2 separate regions of the Mus musculus genome follow, and region 1 is linked to region 2. A link is a contact called in ENCODE POLR2A ChIA-PET data. All regions are on one chromosome and are shown on one strand. The core of a region is the stretch at or near the end of the contact, and the rest is flanking DNA. Distances in the headings are between cores, read along the strand shown. Region 1 holds the start of 1700023A20Rik (RIKEN cDNA 1700023A20 gene). Region 2 holds the start of St14 (suppression of tumorigenicity 14 (colon carcinoma)).

Region 1 (3,487 bases), core at 492-2,991, 250 kb before region 2:
CCAATCACCAGACTGTTATTAGCTGTCAGTGGCCAATCTGACCTTCAGATCCATGTAAGTTAATGCAAGCATTTCCCAAAGCTGGAATCAGTATGAAGCTGAGGCCACGGTTCTGAACAGTGCTAAGGCACAGTGAACTGGAACTCACCGCTGTACCTCAGTGGTTCCCAGCCTTCCCAATGCTACGGCCTTCGAGTTGTGGTGACCCACCTCCCAACCATGAAACCGCTTCTGTTGCTACTTCATAGCTGCAATTTTGCTGTTACGACTTGTAATGTAAATATCTGTGTTCTTCAATGGTCTTAGATGATCAGTCTGAAAAGGTCACTCAACCCCCACTCCAAAAGGGTCATGACCCAGCTGCTCTACATGTACTGGACTCTTATCACTATTACTGACAAACAGACCAACAAGCCCACAAAAGTGGGAAGAGCAACCAGATTCTACCCTGGGGCCGTCACTATCTGTGACATCTTACCTCACCAGGTGTCAGGCTCCTTACCTGTAGTTAAGGAGGAGTTGGACCAGGCCCTTCCTACCTTTCTTTTCTCTTAGGATCTTAAAGGGAATCTCCAGCTAAGTGAGCTTACATTAACAGTGAAGATCCTTCCCACTTCCCAAGTTCTCAAATGATAATGGGTAAGTCTGTAATATACCTAGAATGGAAGCTCTTTTCTGCAAAATGATTTCACGTTCTGACAGTATTTCAGATCAAGGAAAGATACGGCGAGTGTTACATGGACACAGCTGTGTGGTCCCCAGGTAACTGTGCGCGCTCATCGTCAGCACACAGAGAATTGAGGACATCCTGCACGCATGTAGCGCCTAAATAACTGAGTGAAAGTGAGAAAGGAGCAAGACACCTGCACGTAACAAAACTTAAAAAAAAGAAAGAAAAAAAGAAAGGAAGGAAGGCCGGCAGGCAGACCGACAGACAGAGGCAACCTGATGCTTAGAATAAACTCCTCTTAGCGTAAGTGGCATAGACAGCGTGCAAAGCCAGTTACCTCATCTGACAGGTGCACAATGTACACAACTCACTCAGAAGCTGCTTCCAATACCGGCGGTTGATTAAGCTACACATAATTATCTAGCGACAACCGCTGCCTTGCCACTTATTCTGCACAAGAACTCAAAATACAAAAACAGGGGCGCTGCTAGCGAGCCGGAACCCCGGAAGCTGCCGATTTCTAAGTGTTGGGGGTGTCCCGGGCTGCTTCGCTAGACCAGGAAGGCCTCTTCTCTGCACCTGGGCTAGCCCACCCTCTAGACCCTCGCGAGCAACCAGCAAGCAAGGACCTCGGACCGCAGCCCCACGTCGCCAGCCCCACCTGCGCGCAGCGCGCCGCGGCCCGCCCCTCCCCCACACGTCCTCCCCCTAACCCTCGCCCACCCGGCAGCCGCACGCCACGCGTGGGGCCCGCCGCGTGCCCACGGCAACGCCCCGCTTCTCCCTTTCTCCCCGCTTCTCCCCTTCCCCCGGCACCCACCAAACCCGACGCCTGGGCCCGCCCTCACCTCAGCAGAGTCCGCGGGTCTCACCCGGGGTTCGTCGGGCCGTGGGCTCCGAAACGCGCTCGCTCCCGCAAGGCGTCTGGGTACGCGCACGTTCCGGGCTCCGGCAGCGGAAGGGGCGGGACCTGTGGGGCGAAACCTAACGGCGGGGCGGAGCGTATTGGGCAGGACGGGCAGGGGCGGAGCCTGTGGCAGCACCTGAACCGCCCCGACGCGTCTGGTGCCACAAGCTACGTCGGTGCGGAGAAGGCACGATCCATTCTGTGCGGGGTTCTCCTGGCTCAGGAGCTTTGGAGGATAGAGCGATGTCGCCTTTTGTCAGCTGCGAAGCAAGAGCACAGTCTGACAGGCACCGTGCTAACCACCACTTCTTGTGTGACAAAATTTTTCCAGGGGATACTCAACACGACAAATCAAAATACCGAGACCACCCAAGTCCAACTTGGTGAACTACTATTGGGATTACTTGCAGGCATATGGGTGAGGGTTTACTTAACAAGAGCAGAAATGACTTAGCTGAAAAACCAAGGCTCACCCCAGCATGAGTGACAACTCACAAAAGCTGGGAACCTGAAACACTGCACAGCCTACAAGCAGCTCAACAGGTTGCAATGAGTCCTTTCCAGGTGCCTCAGTTGGTCTACACCTTTCCAGGCAGCTCAGCTGGTTTCTGCTGCCTCCAGGTAGCTGGTCTGGCCTCAGAGTCGACTTTGTAGCTTTTTCCCCAACTCAGAATCCTCAGTTTAGCGTCCTTCCATCTGAGAAGGTCTCTCAGCTTTTATCGTTTATTCTGGCAGAGAGGAGCCTAAAGAATCTGATCCGTTTCGGGGACTTCCTGAAGCTATTTTGAGTTGCTTAAAGAGCTTTTCTTGAGTTGTTTAAAGAGCTTCCCTGCAGAAGAAAACTGTTAGACACCACCACTCTGTCGGGAAGGCTTTGCTGAGGCCACCAGACAGTGGAGGACCTCTTGCAGTCTTGAAGGTTGGGAAATATAACACAGACTCTAACCCATGTCTCCAAGTCCGCACAACTTGCAGAAAGTGAAAACATCGACAACTTACTCTTATGATTCATCATTACGCCTTCTTTCTCTAAGACCGTCTTATTTAGAATGTCTTCTCAAGTATTCTACAGTTCACCCTCTGGTCCTGCGTGGGTTAGCCACTGTTCCTTCGGTTTAATAAACATGTCAGGGGAGCAGGGCATGCCAGGCATGTCCTTCTCTCAGTGGAAAATAGTGCTTTCCAAATAAAGCCAAATCTTTGCACCCATGCGCACGCGCACACACACCCACTGACTCTATAAGCGTCCTTGGATCAGCGGGGCATGGTGGCGCAAGCCTTTAATCCCAGCACTCGGAAGGTAGGCAGAGGCAGAGAGGCAGAGAGGCAGAGAGGCAGAGAGGCAGAGAGGCAGAGAGGCAGAGAGGCAGAGAGGCAGAGAGGCAGAGAGGCAGAGAGGCAGAGAGGCAGAGAGGCAGAGGCAGGTGGATTTCTGAGTTCAAGGCCAGTCTGGTCTACAAAGTGAGTTCCAGGACAGCCTGGGCTATACAGATAAACCCTGTCTCGAAGAAAACAAAAAACAAACAAAAAAGATGTCCTTGGATCCTGTTGGAATTAGAAACCACCAATTAGAAATGGCAGTGCAGCGTCACTCTGGGTGACCAGACAGGAGAGCATTAAAACATTACAAACTGCCATTTTCATTAGCCCTTGTTCTTAGAGCAGTTTTAGGGTCATACAAAATTTAACAAAGCATAGGTTTACCTCAACCCCCGCCCCCCCCACACACACACATACTCTTCACCCACAAGTGATACATATTTCTTTTTTTTTTTAAGATTTATTTATTTATTATATGTAAGTACACTGTAGTTGTCTTCAGATACACCAGAAGAGGGCATCAGATCTCATTACGGGTGGTTGTGAGCCACCATGTGGTTGCTGAGATTTGAACTTCGGACCTTCGGAAG
Region 2 (3,654 bases), core at 1,126-3,625:
GTCCTGCTGTCTTAAAAGTCTTGGTGACTTTAAACTTGAGCTAGGTCTACATGCCATGACTCCCCCTTCCTTTATTATCGCCAGCTTAAACAGGTGATTTAGCCTGAGTTAGACCCACATATGCTCACCTTCTGAGTGACTTGCCTCAAGGACATGAGTGAGTTGGAGAAAGGTCTTATGAATGTGAACTCGACTTTCCCAGCAGGCAGAGTGTTCTGAGAAGTCCAGGAAGAGAGTTATAGCAGCTTTGGACTAAGCTGGTCTAGCCCAGGGAGGGGCATGGTTGTGCAGTGAGGGAGGCATGTGGTCAAGGCTGGCTCATTTGGTTCTGAGTTAGCCTTGTACAGTGAGAGATGAGAAGGACTGAAGACTATATGCATGTGTGCGTGCCATGAGTGTGTGTGTGTGTGTGTGTGTCATGCTGGATATCAAGTGCATGAATACCATATGAGACTTACTCTACCATTGAGCATCATCTCAGGTTTTGGGTTTTTAAACTGGCTACTCTTGGGGTTCTTTGTTGACAATTTAGAGACAAAAGTACTTAATATCATGTATATTGTTCTTTCTTTATTGAGGCAGGGTTTGCTATGTAGATCAGGCTGGCCCGTGTGTTTGCCACCACACCTGCCTTATATATACTTTATAACGATTAAACCAAACAGATTTAAGATGTTAGCATAAAGTTTACTTTGTCCGGTTGTTGGTCATAGGGATGTCCTAGGCATGCACATAGGGTGTGCATAGCACAGGAGGGTGACTCTTCTGCTGGACTTACGACAGATTTGTGGCATTGCCTGCACTCAAATGACCAGATGGGTGCCTCTCACAGACGAGATACACATTTAGCTTTCTGAGATAAAGGATGGAACTGCAGGAAGTTGAGAAAGAAAATGAGTCATTCTTTTCTCAACAGAATAGCAGGTCCAGAGCCACAAGTCCCTTCTAGTCTTTGCTGCCTCGAATCAGGCTAACTTTCAGTCATTCACTAATTAAAGGGTGTTTGTGCCAGTGGTAATCCAAAGCAGGGAGTTATTTTTCAATATGCTCCATTTGGCTTTGGAATTCTTTGCATGCAGTATAGTGGCAAATTTATTTCCCTGTGCATCACACTCACATAACTTAGACTTGGAAGACTCCGGTCAGTGAGACACAGTAGTGCAATGATAGAGAGACAGAAAGACCCAGTCCTGGCTCACAGGGAGGACGAGTCTGTGTCAGTAGACTCTCTTTGGTCTAATATCACCAGAGTTGTTACATCACTTATCTCCAGAATACATCAGCAGGGGGCTCTGCTTGCTGTAGCTGCTGTGGGACACAGACTCATAGAGATTTATGTTATTTTAAGAAGGGCTGGGTTCTAGGTAGAAACTTGGGGCTTGTTAATTTCAAAGTAGGAGTTCAAAGGAGCAAAATTTCATTTTGCTCATTCTTGTTTCCCAAGAGCTAGGACAGCACATACTATGAGCTCAGGAGTTTTGGTTCACTAATCAAGACTGCAGAATATCAGCAGAGAAATACCCAGGTGGGGAACACCTTTGGTGCCTGTGCTGGGAAGGCACGTATCCTTAAAGAAGGAAAGTGTGGGTCCTGCAGGATGACTGAGCCAGTAAGGGCTCTTACTGCCCAGCCTGATGATTCTCCATCCCTAGAACCCACAAGGTGCAAGGAGAGACCAAGTATCTCGCAAGTTGTTCTCAAACACGCAAATAAACAACGACAACAATAACAACAAATTAAAGGAAGGGAGTGTAGAAAAAAGGGAGGAGGTTGACTAGCGATCTAGTCTAGAGGTCAGAAAGGATTACGAAAATACAGAAAAGACGCTTTTCAAGACGGGATGTGCAGTCAGTATCTGATGCTGCAAATAGTTGGAGAAAGACTCTGGGGACCTGCAATCATTTCTCTGGGCACAGGCCACTGTCAGTGGCTCTGACAGCGAAGAAGAGGCTGCTACTGTCCCCAGGAGGGGACATGACACAGGAGGAAGGCCTGGTCTTAACAACAGCTGGCTACGGTTTTGAAGGGACAATAACGGAGACACAGGCATCTGGTAACATGATTGATTGTAGGGAAAGATCCACGGGAGAGAGATTAAAATTGTATTAAAGATGGTGGAGAGATGGCCAGTATCAAAGGACCGGACTGAAGGGCTGTGCTCCAGGAGAAAGAGCCACCCGTGACAAAGAGGAAGAAAGAGCCAGAACTCTGTGGTGCTCCTTTTCGGGGTTCTGGCGGGAGGGAAAGAGCTTCCTGGGGGCGTGGCGGAAGGCGGGACCGGCCGCAACAGGTGTGCGGGCGCCGGTGCTGGCTGGCTGGAGGGGCGGGGCGACCCTGGAGGCCACACCCTGAAACTACCTGAGCTGGGAGGAAGGATGAGAACTGGAGCCTCCGCCGCGGGCCGGGCGCGCTGGGCCTGCCCCGGAACTTGGCCCGTGCCTCACCTCGTCCCCCTCGTCCCTCGTGTCCCCAACACCCCGCGGGCCATGGTAGACGGCTGCCCGGAGGGACCACGCGTCTGAGACCGGCGATCGGACCGCCAAAACCATGGGTAGCAATCGGGGCCGCAAGGCCGGAGGGGGCTCTCAGGACTTCGGCGCGGGACTCAAGTACAACTCCCGGCTAGAGGTGGGCGAGGGCTGGGGACCCGGGGTCGGGCGTCCACAGTTCTGATCCGCGCGCAGCGTCGCCTGCGCGGGGCCCTCGGTTTCGCCCGAGCTCCGCTCTACGGCTCGTGGGTGGCCGGAGCTCGGGCGCACAGGTGGAATTTCCTGTTCGGTGGGTGCCTGGCCGCTGGTGGCAGGGCGGGGCCGGTCGGACCTCGGTCCCAGACCTGCCTCGCGCTGGGCACTGAGGAGGTGGGAAGCCGTAGGGCCCGGAGGCGTCGGGGTTGGGGCTGGCAGGATCTCCGTGGGGGTCACCATTGCTCTGGGCTATCAATCAGTGCTCCGAGTGGGTGACCTGGGCTATGGCAAGGACAAGTTGGAGACTTGTCTGTCCTTGGCCTCTGCACAAACTCGTTTTAGTCTTCCTGGTCAAAGGCGCTTTGGATCTTTTGTAAGGGTTGAACTCAGAGCAGAGCTTTGTCCACACAGAGTGTGGAGCCCTTGAGAAGGTGGCTGTCTGGGTAGTGGTGAAGCATGTGTCCTGAGCCTTCTGGAAGAAGCCTTTAGTAAGCGGGAAGCAGAAGCCTGAGAAGTCTCTTGAAAGACCTCAGAAGCATTTCACTTTGCTGCACACAGTGGGGGAGGGCGTTAGTTATCCTGAAAGACACACACGGGTCGTGGGGTAGTGGTGGCGCCGTGCTCTGGTGGGACTAGCGGCCAGGCTTTTTTCTGAACCGCAGCTAGAGGCTGGTGAGCGAGGCTTGTTGCTCTGGCAGAGGCAGTTTCCTGGAGCCGAGCCTCCCCTTCCGCCGCTTTTTCATGCACTCCTTCTCTGCTGACTTGGAGAAGACCAGATCTCGGGGGACCGTGAGCTGGGACTTCACTTCTCACCCCTTGTAACAGAGTCCCCGCAACCTGTGCTTCTGCCCTGCAGTGAGATGCCACCTGCTGCCGCCTTCTCCTTCTTTCTGTGATTGGGGTGTTTGCGAGTCCTTAGTAATTGCCTGCTTGGAACTCGTGCCTCCTCCGCAGGTAGCCTGCCGCTTGG

Evidence for each region. ChIA-PET counts read pairs that join two places held with the same protein, here RNA polymerase II (POLR2A).
Region 1: POLR2A ChIA-PET joins it to region 2 with 16 read pairs in embryonic stem cell. The contact joins the promoter of 1700023A20Rik here to the promoter of St14 in region 2. POLR2A ChIA-PET finds 5 or more read pairs at or near these places in 2 of 5 experiments (Patski and embryonic stem cell).

Annotation. Positions count from the first base shown.
Region 1 is chr9:31,384,302-31,387,788 of GRCm38, reverse strand. 1700023A20Rik (RIKEN cDNA 1700023A20 gene) reads left to right here and starts at 1,741. Exons shown (of 1, transcript NR_165167.1): 1 at 1,741-2,786. It overlaps Nfrkb (nuclear factor related to kappa B binding protein), which reads right to left and starts at 1,597. Exons shown (of 26, transcript NM_172766.3): 1 at 1,519-1,597.
Region 2 is chr9:31,130,520-31,134,173 of GRCm38, reverse strand. St14 (suppression of tumorigenicity 14 (colon carcinoma)) reads left to right here and starts at 2,375. Exons shown (of 19, transcript NM_011176.4): 1 at 2,375-2,628. The coding sequence starts at 2,548.